3 separate regions of the Homo sapiens genome follow, and regions 1 and 3 are each linked to region 2. Evidence: chromatin loops called from intact Hi-C (ENCODE). Cell type or tissue: heart left ventricle. All regions are shown on one strand.

Region 1 (5,000 bases), 400 kb before region 2:
TGGATCTGCTGACATCTCTGCTCCTGACGTAATCTGAAAGAGAATTAAAGCCCGGCAGAGCTGTTTGATGACTTTTTTAAATTTCAGAAGTTTGGCATTCTTCACTTTAGTATGAATTTACAAGACTAATATTAGTGACTTAGTGTTTTTTTTTCTTAATAACAGCAGGTTTTGTGGAAGTCATGTTATTTTCTTATATATTTAGGTTGTAGCATGAATCCATTTTTCTTAAATGAGATAGTTTTTACTGTAATTTCATAGTCATTATAAGATGTTGAAATAATTAAAAAGTATTCTGAGAAAAAAATGCTGAAAGATATATATGGATGTTTATAGTAATGTAAAGTCTTAGAATTTTTATCTATTTTTACCTAGTTTTAAAATATAAATGCATATTTTTCTGAAGGAAAGTACAAGTCTCATATATAAAATTAAAATTTTAATTATTAAAATATTCAATTGAGTAATCAAATAATACTTATAATTTTTTTGTTTACAGGCTATGAAAATAGTGTTTAATCTAAAGCAGAACAAATGTACATTGGAAAATATTTTTAAAGGTATGCACAATTGGCCGGGCACCATGGCTCATGCCTGTAATCCCAGCACTTTGGGAGGCCGATGTGGGTGGATCACTTGAGGTCAGGAGTTTGAGACCAGCCTGGCCAACATGGTGAACCCTGCTTCTACTAAAAATACAAAAATTAGCTGGATGTGATGGTGTGCACCTGTAATCCCAGCCCCTCAGGAAGCTGAGGCATGAGAATCGCTTGAACCCAAGAGGCGGAGGCTGCAGTGAGCCAAGATTGTGCCACTGCACTCCAGCCTGGGTGACAGAGTGAGACCCTGTCTAAGAAAATAAAATAAAATAAAAAGTGTGCACAGTTATGCACATTGTTGCATATATGTCCTGAACCAAAATTATGATTTCTGTGGTGCTATTCTTCTTTTACTTGATATCTCTAGGAGACTGAATACTACATGTTCAAAAATGTGAGATAATTTTTCTGTACAGCTCTGTGTACATAATCAGTGAAGGAAGAATCACCATTACTGTTTTATATACACAGGGTGTTGTCTTGCAGTATTTTTATCCATCAGAGGAGCTGCTCTTGTTCAGAGATAAATTTCTGTAACTCATTCTCTTTAAGTGAGAAGATCCAATAGCATAGTTGAATATGTATTTTACAAAGACCAAATCCCTAAATTATTTAGCAATCTAAGAGTCAAATATTTGTATTGTTTTTAAGTGCATGTTATATTAAATATAGACTATAGAATACTATTTTTTAAAGGGAAATGAACATTTTAACCTTTTTCTTTTGAGACTCTTAATAAAATCAGCTTCATAAATCAGAGTTACTAATAATTTTATCTATTCTGTACTTCTTAATTTTTTCCTAAATTACCAACCACCATATCTATTTTATTTGAATATTCTTGGTTTGCTTATGATATCCTGTGAAATTGCATTTGAACTTTATAGATAAAACTATTTAAGTCTCCCACAACGGAATTCCATGGAACTTTAAGTACTATAAACTTTCAATAAGGCAAAAGCCTATAAAATTATTGTTACTTGATCCCTCTGTGTCTCCATTTTCTTATCCAATGTGGTAGGTAAATTTTAACATGGTGGATTCTGATATTCATTCTACCATTAAAACTCAACATTTTTAAATTTATACTAGCTCTAGCAGGTTTGATTTTATGGAGGACTTAAAATGATGCCTTTGAAAATTTGCTTCTGCTGCTAAAAGAGGTGACATAATAGGGTGTGAGAGTTTACATATTACCAGTGTTTGTTTCCTATCCGTAGTTTAAATTTCTAACTACTTCTAAATCAGAAACATATGTAAAATTATGATATATAATGGTATGACAAGAAAGAGAACCTGTATTTCCTTATCCCCAGGGCATTATCTATACTGATTTACAATGTGTGTTCCATACATCACTTTTTTTTTTCTACATACCACTCTTAAATGTCATCTAAATAATATCTTCTTAAACTTTATAACAATGTCAATAATTTTGTTCTTGGCGTGAGTTAATAATTTTTTTTTTTTTTTGAGACGGAGTCTTGCTCTGTTGCCCAGGCTGGAGTGCAGAGGCGCGATCTCAGCTCACTGCAAGCTCCACCTCCCGGGTTCACACCATTCTCCTGCCTCAGCCTCCTGAGTAGCTGGGACCACAGGTGCCCGCCACCATGCCTGGCTAATTTTTTTGTATTTTTAGTAGAGATGGGGTTTCATCGTGTTAGCCAGGATGGTCTCGATCTCCTGACCTCATGATCTGCCCGCCTCGGCCTCCCAAAGTGCTGGGATTACAGGCTTGAGCCACCGCACCTGGCCAAGTTAATAATTTTTTAAGCTATTGATTTTCTTTGTGTGGGTGTGTGTTTTTGTTTTTGTTTTTGTTTTTTTTGAGATGGGCAATAAGTTTCACTCTTGTTGCCCAGGCTGGAGTGCAATGGCGCAATCTTGGCTCACTGCAACCTCTGCCTCCCCGGTTCAAGCAATTCTCCTGCCTCAGCTTCCCAAGTAGCTGGGATTACAGGCATGTGCCACCAAGCTATTGATTTTTTAACAGCTTTATTGAAGTGCAATTTATATGCCATAAAATTCATCATTTTACATGTACAGTTAATTAACTTTATTCAATGTCCACAGTTTAGGAACCCTCAATACAATCTAGTTTTAGAAGACTTCCGTCATTGCAAAAAGTTCCCTGGTGCCTGTTTATTGCTAGCCTTTGTTCTCACCCGCAGTCAACCACTGATCTTGCTTTTTGTCTCTATAGTTTTGACTTTCCAGAAATTTCATGTAAATGTACATAACCTCATGTTTTAGTAGTTTAAATGTATATAACCTCATCTTTTATTGCTTAGTAATGTTTTATTGTATGGATGTGCCATATTTGGTTTATTCATCAGTTGTTTATTTAGGCTGTCTCCAGTTTGGGCTGTTAGGAATAATGTTGCTATGAACATTTGTGTACAGGCTTTTTGTAGGCATATGTTTTCTTTTCTCTTGGATAAATACCTAAGAGTAGAATTGCTGGATGTATTTTTAACTTTGAAAGAAACTGCCAAACTGTTTTCCAAAGTGGCTGTACCATTTTACATTCCCACTAGCAGTGTATGAGGGTTCCAGTTCCTCAACCTTGCCAGCATTTGGTATCTTCAGTCTTTTTTATGGTAGCTATTCTAGTTGCTGTATAGTGGCATCTCATTGTGTGTTAAATTTGCATTTCACTAATAACTAAAGATTAAGCACCTTTTCATGTGTCTATTTGCCATCTCTTTGGCAAATATTAACTATGCCTATCTTTTGGCCATTTTTAAATTGAGTTGTTTATTTTCTTATTATTGTATTGTAAGAGTTCTTTATGTATACTGGTGTTAATGGATAATTTTCATAAAAAAGCTAAGATCGTGATGCCCATACAGATATAAAAAATTTAAAATGTGGCAAAGCTTTTATTTAACTTATTAATGAGTAAATTGATAAGGTGTTATAACAAGTTCAAGGAGAATCCCTAGAACACACACATTCATAGATCAAGAATATAAAAACGGCCTGGGCACGGTGGCTCATGCCTACAATCCTAGCACTTTGGGAGGCCGAGGTGGGAGGATCACTTGAGGTCAGGAGTTTGAGATCAGCCTGGCCAACATGGTGAAACTCCGTCTCTACTAAAAATACAAAAATTAGCTGGGCGTGGTGGTGCATGCCTGTAATCCCAGCTACTCAGGAGGCTGAGGCAGGAGAATCGCATGAATCCGGGAGGTGGAGGTTGCAGTGAGATGAGATCTCGCTATTGCACTCCAGCCTGGGGGACAAGAGTAAAACTCCATTGCAAAAAAAAAAAGAATATAAATGAATATTCAAATGGAGGCAAAGCTAGTTTTCTCAACAAAGACAGAGCATTGTCCCCCCCACTGGATGTAATTTATGTATGTGTTTATAAACAAGAATTGTTTACATTGTTATCAGTTATCTGTAGTTTACAGAATTGTAAAATTGCTGTCAGAGACTCAGTATCAGATAACCTGTACGGATATACTAGGGACCGAGGTTAGAAAACTCTGACCTGTGGGCCAAGTCTAGCACTTCATCTGATTTAGTAAATAAAGTTTTTTTGGAATACAGCCATGTCCATTCGTTTACATATTGTCTCTGGCTGCTTTTATGCTGCAGTGGCAGAGTTGAGTAGTTGTGACAATGACCATATGGTTTGCAAAAACGATTTACATAAATAGCCCTTTACAGCAAGGTTGTCAACTTTTGTCAACCCCTGTGATTATCTGGATACAAGTCATTTATCAGATATATGATTTGCAAATATTTTTTCTCAGTCTGCGGTTTGTGTATTTTTTTAATTGGGGTGTCTTTTGAAGAGCAAAACTTATTTTTCCTTTTTCCGGCACTCCATTCATTTATATATATTCCTTTTCTTTTTTCTTTTTTTTTCAAGACAGGGTCTTACTCTGTCACCCAGGCTGGGGTGCAGTGATGTGATCTCCGCTCACTGCAACCTCTGCCTCCTGGGTTAAAGTGATTCTTGTGCCTCAGTCTCCTGAGTAGCTGGGATTACAGGTGTGCACCAACACGCCCGGCTCATTTATTTATTTATTTATTTTTGTATTTTTAGTAGAGACGGGGTTTCACCGTGTTGGCCAGGCTGGTCTTGAACTCCTGACCTCAAGTGACCCACCTGCCTGTGCCTCTCAAAGTGCTGGGATTACAGGCATGAGCCACCGTGCCCAGCCTTATATATATTTCTTTATGTGTGTATAGGTAGCAATGTTAACAAGAATGAGGGTCTGAAAGACTATTTATTAAAGTGATCTATGGGGATCACGACCCTATTCAGTATAATTTTTAATCATTTGATCTATTTCTTGCTTTTATTTTTATTTATGTAAAAATACAGCTTTAGCCTTGCTTCTCTCATTTTGTTGGGCCTCCACAACAATGTGCCTCTTTTCAACAATA
Region 2 (5,000 bases):
TTATGGAGAAAAGGAGCAAAAATGTTTCTTTTTTTTTTTTTTTTTGGACGGAGTCTCACTCTGTCACCCAGGCTGGAGTGCAGTGGCGTGATCTCAGCTCACTGTAACCTCTGCCGCCCGGGTTCAAGCAATTCTCCTGCCTCAGTCTCCTGAGTAGCTGGGATTATAGGCACCTGCCACCGCACCTGGCTAATTTTTGTAGTTTTAGTAGAGACAAGGTTTCACCATCTTGGCCAGGCTGGTCTTGAACTCCTGACGTGAGCCACCGTGCCCAGCCTTATTTCTTTTCTTTACATGACTTATGAATTCATTTCTCCTTCAGTCTCATTTTCTTCAAATATGTGGTTTTTCTCCATTGAAGTCATTTTATTCACATGAAAATATATTTGCAAATGATAAACATATATAAAACTGGTATTTAAAACTCATGTATTTATTAACAAATGTTTGTGTTCCTGTTGTTTTATAACTGCTAGCTCCTGCGGGAAATAAAACATACAGCAGTTTCTTTCTGCCAAGAAGCAGAATTCAGTAGGAGATAGATAACATGTATCACCAGGTGGGGTAATAGTAGGGTGATTAAGATACAGAGTTACAAGTACAGAGTTGATATTCTCACAGTTCCAAATACAGATCGATAGCATGATGAGGAACCCCTTTTAAATACTGTTGCAGTAGCATGACTATGTATAAGAGGCCAGCATGAGAGCAGACCAAGTTGGGGTAGGAGGGTGTCTTTGAATACTGGCCCTAGAGAATTTAAAATAATTTTTCTAGTCTTTTGAAAACTCAACAAGTAGAGACAAGTAATTTATATTTCTATCTGTTGTGTATATAATCGTCTCTTTAGAGTTCCAGACAGCTGCTAGTGTCCAAATATGTTTTTTCTAAAGAAATATTTTGTTTGTGAGTACCAACAGTCTTAGTAACTCTCTTATCCCTCTTATGTGCTGAGTACAGTCGGAGGAAGAGGAATTGGAGTTGGTGAGTGTGGGTTTCTGCTTGAAGGAAGTTGAAAAAGATGTAGAAAGTACTAATTCTCTTACGTGTTGTTATCTAACCAATGTTCCCTTTGTTACACAAATTTTTTTAAACACTATTCAAACACTTTGAATAAAGCAATCTACTGGTACTACAGACTCTAGTTTTTCTATTTATAATTGTATGTGTTGACCCATTTTATTTGTTGGAGGGAACATTGGAATAGAGCCTTTAAAAACAGTAGCTGTCCATGAGCATAGGATACTTGTTAATTTTTTTTTTAAGGAAAGATACAAAATACCTTATATAGCTCTCCAAATTATTGAAATATTTTTAGAAAATGACTTCACCCTCGAAGTTCCTCAGATTGTAACACACGATGTTGTGTTGTTTCTCTTTCAAAAAGATTACATCATTTTTGGTGAGGTCACCTTTTTCAGCGTTGGAATTATTTCATCCTGCATGATACAGCCTGAACCACAAGGGGGTTCCCTGTTTACTAAAAGGAATGTCTGTAATTGAATGTGTATATAAGTTTACTTTTCTATCAGAAGGCGCTCTTTTCTTAAAAGCAACTATTGCCCTTTTTCCAAAACAAACGTTTTCTGTTGGCTTTTCCTCTAGAAAATAAACTTGACTAAAAGCAGCTTGCAGTTGATCTATTTCTTCTTTAGGAACTAAAACCAAAACCTCACAGGAGTCATCATATAATTTCAAAGTCAGCTGCTAATTAAAGGACTTTAAGGGGAATAAAAACTTGAAAATGTTTCTTAGCATGGACAAAGGTTAAGAGTGCATGAAAGCATGGGGGAGGAAGGCATCCGTTGGTTTTAATATTCCATGTTTATGCATGCTGGTGTGTTTTGCACAGTTTGTTTTCTTTTCAAAGAAGGTTATCTGTTCCCCTTAAAATACGAGATTGTTCTTTATTTAGCTTTGTGATCACTCACAGTTTTGGGTGTAGTTTTGTATTGGCCAACTGAAATATTCTAGTCAGCTGTAAATGTTTTGAATTATATTATGAATATCTTTTGGAGAAACACTTTACTTAATGATACCATAATGATCAGTAAATGAGAGTTTATAATTCAAGCTAAAATAATTCACCTTAGGTTAGACCTCACTGTTCAAGGAGTTGTGAATGCGTCCATGAATTATCTAGCACTATACTGCCCTCTTGTGGTTCTGAAAATCACTCACTCTTGTAGAACTCAGTGCCGTTGAGATGAGGAGCTTAGATGAGTGGAACTAGTGTTTGAAGTCTTCACTGCTTTTGAAGACATGCCAGGAGATTGCATGAAGATGATGCCATGGAGTAGGTAGGGTCCAGGCCAAACTATGTCATACTGTATTCTTTCACCTAGTGATTGGACTTATGAAGTTCCAGACTAAATATTAAAGAAGAAATTAAGTCCAAAGTAGATCTCTATCTCGAAAAGTCATTAAATTTATAAACTTGATGCTGAGACTAAAATATATTCCGAACTGGCATACATTGATTTTCCACATTCCTCAGAGTACATCTGTAATTACAGAACCTCAGAGATAAATATATTAGGTCCTTGAAGACTTTAAAATACATACCTAAAAACTTATAAACAGCCATTTATATTATTTAAAACTTAATCAATTAAAAATGCAGAACTTTATGTGCCAGAACCAAAATATAATCAGAAGCACAGTCCGTTACAACTTAGAAAGTTGTTCAGCTTGCCTTGAGCTCTAAAGTATAATTGTGGATGACTCTGATCCGAAGTGCAGAAGGACAGGTGCCCTGGGGCCTGCACTAAAGACTGTACTGTTAAGACCAGCGACAGATTCCTTTAGAAGCCGAGCAATACTAGAACAACTTGACTTCATGAAAGCTGCAGTAGACTAGGCTATGGATTAGAAGGAATAAAAATATGTATCTTTTTTCCCACCAGTTATATAGAAATTTGGGACAGAGGGTTTCTTAGGACAATAAGGATATTATCTTATATTTGTGTAGTACTTCAGTTATGAAAGCACTTCTGACATAGTAACCTCATTTGATTCTCACAGTAGCTGTGCAAGGCAGCCAGGACAAAGATTGCTATATCTTCTTTATTTGACAATGAAGAAGTTCAGAGAGGTCAAATTATTTTCCCAATGCCTAGGAAATGGTGAATCTGGGACAGAAACTCAGGCAATACATCCACATCCACATGATCTTTCTCACATCTTCTAACCTAGGTTAGAAAGTAGAAATTAAAAAGAAATAAACTGAGATCAGGATCCTCATCGAATGTTTGTAAGTGTCTACATCTAGCCAAAGGCCTTTTTGTCTGATGTACCCTTTTGAAAATTGTGATAGAGAAAATGGAATCACATTCTAACTCTTCATAATCTCAAAGGCACTGAATTATACTTTACTGATTTGGCTCAGACCCCCGAATGTCAGTTATCAGGCTGTAACATAATTTATAAAAAACAAATAGAGTTGTGCTGTGGCTTTCTTATGTGCTAGTGACACAGAGTCTGTTGTGTTCCTCTGATCTTTGATTTTCAAAAACCGTTACCTTAAGCCAGTTTGGCGAGAAACTGCTTCTGTCGTACTCCTACACGTTAAGGACAATGACTGTCTTAGACTAACTGGATTATTTAATAGTTGAATTTTTTTTATCCATTCCCAGCATGGATAGGATGCTACACAGATGCATCCAGTTGGCAAAAAGCATTTAATATTGCTCTTCCACTGCCCTGTCGGCAGTACTTGATTCAAAATTCTCTACTCAAAGCCTCTGCTACAGAAGGCCAGGGGACTATGAAGGGATACATGTCCGAATCTGTTGTTAAAAAATAGGTCAACTGCATGATTGGAGAGAAAGAAATAAGAATACAAGCTGCACCCAATAAGCCATGACTTCAAACCGTGTTAACACGTAAATAATACCGCAAAGAAAAGTAGTTTTGATTCCTATACTCATAGACGTACAATCCCTATATATACAGATGACCTTTGCCATCATCAGGTATTTAAAACCTACACATACTTCATTTAGGGGAGTCTGACAGTATTTGTAGTGGCATCAAGTCCTCATTTTGTGCAACAAATAGAAGTGCTAATGCCTGTAACAGAAGTTCCTATTTTAACGTGGGGTGTCTGACACTAATCAACTATTTTAAAAGAATTAATGTAAAAATAGGACCCTTCAAATTAAATATTTAGTTATTCTCACTAGTATTTTTGAAGTTTTCACATCATCAGTGCTTCAGAAAATGACATTCATATGAAACTGTGAAAAATGTCACTTAAATTGAAAGTGATTTTTAAGTCAACATAAATACCACATCAGAACACATTTTCTCTTTTTTGATCTCACAGAATACCCAGAGGATCAGTAGTTCTCAAGCCACTCAACCTCTTGCTACCCCAGTCGTGTCTGTGACAACCCCAAGCTTGCCTCCGCAAGGACTTGTGTACTCAGCAATGCCGACTGCCTACAACACTGGTGAGCCTGCTCTGGTGCCTTCCGTAGGTTTTACCGCTCTCTGTTTTGTGATCAACGTGTGCTTCTGTGATTTTTTTTAAGTATATTTATTGAAATAAACTATTTCCAGTTTTTTAGATTTAAATTAGGATGTATTTTTCAATGTGCTAGCCTTGAAAAAATTACAAACAAAATGGATAGTGTGGATAGTGCGATGAGTAAGTTATTCCGGCTTCTCCAGTGTGAACTTTCACTTAACCCCTGACACAAAGCCACGTGGATGATAGCAAAATGGTGACATGCATCAAGCCAAGAGGGGAGCAGCCTGTTGCTTGAGTATTGCTGATGTAGTTTCTCTTCATACAGTATCACGCTTTTCCAGGCTTTTAAAATAAGATGTTTGTCTTTATGCTGTGTTAACCTGCTTTGGGAAAGACATGAATCCCTTTGGACCTGAGACTTCAGGAGGTGGCCGACGTTTGGCTGTGTCGAACAGGCTGTTTTCCTCCCTGTAACCACTAGCTTGGTCCATGTCATGTGCACCTGAGGGGCAAAACAAGGGCTGTT
Region 3 (5,000 bases), 420 kb before region 2:
CAGGATTGGCAACACTCTGTTATCTTTTTTTAAAGATACATTTATTCAGCGTCATGATCACACTACTATATTTAGCAATCAACAGCATGAGTGCAAAAAAAAAAATCTACATTAAAACCCTTTGTTGGACTGCTTTACACTTTCCACAGAACAGAAACTAAAATAATACAGTTATTCACAAATACAGTCCTCGAGTTTTTTGCCCATATACATGAGTATTTGTCTAAACCATGTCTTCTTTGTAGCAGGTAGGCCCTGCCACCACTGTGCTTGGCTGAGTTCACAAAACTGTTGTAACCTGTAGCTTCCCTGTCACTTCTCTTGCTCTCCTTTCCTGCTAAGCTTTGTTTCCTGGCAGTAATTAAAATCTTCTGACACTGCCATAGCTGCTGCTGCTACTGGAACTGGCATAGCCACTTTGGTTTCATGGTTTGGCCAAGTATTGGACTCCACCCCCATAGGAGCCAGAGCTTCTGCCACCATTGTCCTCCCTTCATGGGTTCAAAATTTGAAGACTGACTATTGCAATTGTCAAAATCATTGTAGCTTCCACCACTTCCAGAATTGCTTCCATCATTACCAAATCCATTGTAGCCATCCCCACTGCCACCATATCTACCATCACCATGGCTGCCACCAAACCCATCATGACTGCTGAAGTTTCCTCCACGACCAAAGTTGTCATTCCCATCAAAACCACCTCCACGACCACCATCAAAATTTCCAGAATCACTTCAGCCTCTTTGGCTGGATGAAGCACTAGCCATCTCTTGGCTTTGATGGGGCTTTCCTGACTTCACAGTTGTGGCCATTCACATTATGGTATTTCTGAGTGACAGTCTTATCCACGAAGTCATGGTCATCAAAGGTTACAAAATCAAAGCCCCTTTTCTTGTCACTGCCTCAGTCAGTCATGATTTCAATCACTTCAATTTTTCCATACTGTTCAAAATAATCTTAGGTAATGTTCTTCAGTGTCTTCTTTAATGTCATCAACAAATATCTTTTTCACAGTTAAGTAGGCACCTGGTCTTTGAGAATCTTCTCTTGAGACAGCTGTCTTTAGTCCCACAACTCTTCTGTCCACCTTGTGTGGCTTTGCATTCATGGCTGCATCCACCTCCTCCGCAGTGGTATAGTGACAAACCCAAAGCCCCTGGCGTGCTTGGTGTTGGGATCTCCCATGACCACACAGTCCGTGAGCGTTCCCCATTGCTCAGAGTGACTCCTCAGGCTCTCATCGGTTGTTTCAAAGCTCAGGCCTCCAATGAAGAGCTTCCTCAGCTGTTCGGGCTCTTTAGGAGACTGACTTAGACTTGACGGCAGGGGGAGGAGAGACTTTAACGATGCTTCCTCAGCAGCATCCATGGGCAGCCACTGTGTACTATTTCATACAGCATCTTGATTATATGTAGATAATATTTTAAAGTCTGTTTGAAAAATTCTAATCATAATAGTGGGTACTTTAGTTCATATTTTGATTTGGACATTTTAACGTCTTTTTTATAGGTGGAACTTGAATTGAGGCAAGTATTTTGTTGAAAAAAATTTTTTTAATCAGTTCTCTATTTTGATTTAGGTATTCCTTCCTAAAATTAATGTTTAAAGAGTATTGATTTCATATACAGAAAGCAAGGAATGAAATGTATCATAGAGTAAATGGTGGGCTTATTTAAATTGTGTTATACCCAGCAGGTTAGTTAACCTTCTACAAAATTGATTTAATTCAACATAAAATAATCTTCATAAAATTATCAATTTTCTGTCTTATTTTGTGTTTATTGACATTTTAATATTCAATATTAGACTTTAAGAATGCAGAAGAAAACTTCTGAATTCTATTTAAAAGTACTTTATAAATTTTTTGTTTGTTTGTTTGTTTTTGTTTTTGAGACGGAGTCTCACTCTGTTGCCCAGGCTGGAGTGCAGTGGCACAATCGCGGCTCACTGCAACCTCCGCCTCCCAGGTTCAAGCAGTTCTCCTGCCTCAGTCTCCCAAGTAGCTGGGACTACAGATGCACGCCACCACGCCTGGCTAATTTTTTTGTATTTTAGTAGAGATGGGGTTTCACCTTGTTGCTCAGGCTGGTCGCGAACTCCTGAGGTCAGGCAATCCGCCCTCCTTGCCTCCCAAAGTGCTGGGATTACAGGCGTGAGCCACCGCGCCCGGCCATAAAGATTTATTTTTAAAGTACAATAAATAAAACCATAGGTTTTTACTAAAATCTTGTTCTCTTGTCTCTAAATCAATGATATAAATTTATTTTCTTAAATTATTGTTGTGTGATCTCCAGCATTCACTTGTTTTGCTCTGAATAGTTGGTTACTGATTGCAGGAAGTCTCCACCAGAGTGTGCTAAAGACACTGTAGTGGGAAAATTGTTACTTAGGCTTGTCTAGACTTCTCAGCCTCTGTGAAAAAGATTTTTTAAGAGAAGCATTTGATTTCTTGTTACAAAATTTCTTTTGCCATGAAATAAATTCTGTACCTCGACAGTTGAGTATTTCTACAGACACTGTAAATGATATTTAATCTGTTGTTGGTTCTCCGTATGCATGCTAGCTAGAAATATCTTTATTTTGTGAAGTTATTTTTTAGAAACGAAAAGTTCATCTTCCTTTACACAATAGGTGTTGATTTTTCTTCACACAGTAAGTATATTTTTTAAAGCCTGAATAAAATGAACTGGAAAAACTAGTAATTTGTGTTATGAAGTTAAAAAGACCTTATAGTTTATCCATTATGTATGCTTTTATTTTAAAATAACAACTAAATCAGTAAATAGATTTAATATTTGCAATTCTGGTACAAAATATTTTTCTCAAAGTATTATTAGTTAGCTGTGATAACCATTATTGTATGTTGATGCATTAGAGTAGGGTGCAAAAGTTGTGGCCTATTTATATTTGATAAATTTCTAAGTGAGCATTTTATAAACTGATTATCTGGCAAAAGTACTTAATGATAATGGCTGTTTTTTTTCTTTTTCCTTCCTAGATACCTGCACTCAAATAACATAGTTGTGGTTCCGGAAGGTATGTTTAACTTAAAAATTTTAGTTAGAAGATAATATAATTTAAGCTTTGCTTTATAAATAGATCAAATTTTATTTTTAAGACACCTTTAATTTTTTAGCTTCAAAACTTTTTTCTTCTAATAAGTCCAGTTAAGAACTATAATTAAATAAATCTAAAATGGTTATAATGGTTAGGTAAACTATTGTTGGATAAATTGCTATTAGGTAGATAATAAGTTGTAAATTTAATAAATCTAGTTAAGAATTCTGGTCAGATAAAAAAAGCCCTGTGTATCATTTCTTGATTTATTTTAGTCTTAATGTTTTTATTTGTGCTGTATTTTAAGTTATATTTTATCTTGAGCTGGAAGTATTTATCACTTTCATGAACTTAGTTTGATCTGTGTTTTTACTATTTTGTGAGCAACTGAGACAAGGAAATTAAGTAGTAAAATATTTTAACTTGGAATACTTGCTTTAAAGATTTGATGTAATACTTGAGTCAAATTCATTTTGCCTTCTCCTTTTCTCTTTGAAGCCATTGGGTCTCTTGTAAAACTCCAATGTCTGGATCTTAGTGACAATGCCTTAGAAATTGTTTGCCCAGAAATTGGTCGTCTGAGAGCTTTACGTCATCTTCGATTAGCTAATAACCAACTGCAATTCCTACCTCCAGGTAATCATAGTCTCTAGCACACTATAGTTTCTTGTCTATTATAAATCTGTATTCATATTTCTCACTCTATGTCTAGGCAATGAGCTGTAGATGTATTTATAAGTATTTGTCCATTTGTTTGAAGATGAAACTAAAGAATGGGTGAAATATTACTAAGAGTCTTTTTTGTGATGCAAATGTAAGAAGGTAGAATTTATATTTTAGATATAGCTACAATTACTACAATTGTGCATTGCATCCAATATCCCTTTGAATCACTGCTCTGGCAAAATATTTGTACAAAGAGTTACTTCAGTTCTGAATTTCACATAAGAGAATTTAGGTGAACTTTGCGTGATATAATCATTTTACTATCCAAAAGTCAAATGCATACAATGTTTTCTCTCTTACTCTCTAGTGAGGTAACTAATGTACATTAACTTTTTTTTTTTTTTTTTTTTTTTTTTTTTGAGATAGAGTCTTGCCCTGTCGTCAGGCTGGAGTGCAGTGGCACAATCTCAGCTCACTGTAATCTCTGCCTCCCAGGTTCAAGCGATTCTCCTGCCTCAGCCTCCTGAGTAGCTGAGATTACAGGCGCGTGCCACCACACCCAGCTAATTTTTGTATTTTTGGTAGAGATAGGGTTTCACCATGTTGCCCAGGGTGGTTTCAATCTCCTGACCTTGTGATCCACCTGCCTTGGCCTCCCAAAGTTCTGGGATTACAGGCATGAGCCACCGTGCCTGGTTGACTTTTTTTTTCTGTTTTTAACAGAGTCTCACTCTGTTGCCCAGGCTCTAGTGCAGTGGCGTGATCTCGGCTCACTGCAGCCTCCGCCTCCCGGGTTCAAGTGATTCCCATGCCTCAGCCTTCCAAGTAGCTTGGACTACAGGCACGTGAAGCCATGCCTGGCTAATTTTTGTATTTTTTGTAGAGACAGGGTTTTGCCATGTTGGCTAGGCTAGTCTCAAACTCCTGACGTCAAGTGATCCACCTGCCTCAGCCTCCCAAAGTGTTGGGATTATAGGTGTGAGCCACCATGCCTGACCTAGTATGTTAACTTTGATTTTAAAAGGAATCATACTAAAATTTAGTAGAACAATTTAAATTTGAGCCTTAGGATTTTCAGTTCTGCCTGATGAACATGTAAATAAATTATGAATGTGCCTTATAGATAGGCAGTACTAAAATCTTGCATTTTATTGAGAGCCACCATTAAACCCTTTGATTTCTTGGGAGGAGCATCCAGAGACCTTGCTTTGTGAATCCACGTATTAGCAAATTCCACTGTCATATATGGTTTCCTATATTAAAAAAAGATAGATAAT

Evidence for each region. Peaks named below come from ENCODE experiments on the same cell type or tissue, not always from the same donor. Only the 100,000 strongest peaks of a DNase experiment are listed, where the experiment ranks them.
Region 1: a loop joins it to region 2, with 5 times the contacts of the local background. A loop is called at or near these places in 3 of 110 quality-filtered maps.
Region 3: it touches region 2 in a loop (17-fold over the local background); 89 of 110 quality-filtered maps call a loop at or near these places.

Annotation. Positions count from the first base shown.
Region 1 is chr15:99,299,973-99,304,972 of GRCh38, forward strand. All of the region lies in intron 5 of LRRC28 (leucine rich repeat containing 28), which reads left to right. Among named protein-coding and RNA genes, the nearest start is that of LRRC28, 51 kb to the left of the region's middle. In heart left ventricle, no CTCF peak of the experiment used is centred here; no DNase peak of the experiment used is centred here.
Region 2 is chr15:99,702,402-99,707,401 of GRCh38, forward strand. It overlaps MEF2A (myocyte enhancer factor 2A), which reads left to right. Exons shown (of 12, transcript NM_001319206.4): 9 at 961-984; 10 at 4,328-4,454. Among named protein-coding and RNA genes, the nearest start is that of LYSMD4, 29 kb to the right of the region's middle. In heart left ventricle, CTCF peaks have their summits at 1,463 (motif pointing right) and 2,163 (motif pointing left); no DNase peak of the experiment used is centred here; H3K4me3 peaks cover 402 bases; H3K27ac peaks cover 3,111 bases.
Region 3 is chr15:99,284,259-99,289,258 of GRCh38, forward strand. It overlaps LRRC28 (leucine rich repeat containing 28), which reads left to right. Exons shown (of 10, transcript NM_144598.5): 4 at 2,999-3,036; 5 at 3,556-3,693. It also overlaps the pseudogene HNRNPA1P62. Among named protein-coding and RNA genes, the nearest start is that of LRRC28, 35 kb to the left of the region's middle. In heart left ventricle, a CTCF peak has its summit at 2,344; no DNase peak of the experiment used is centred here.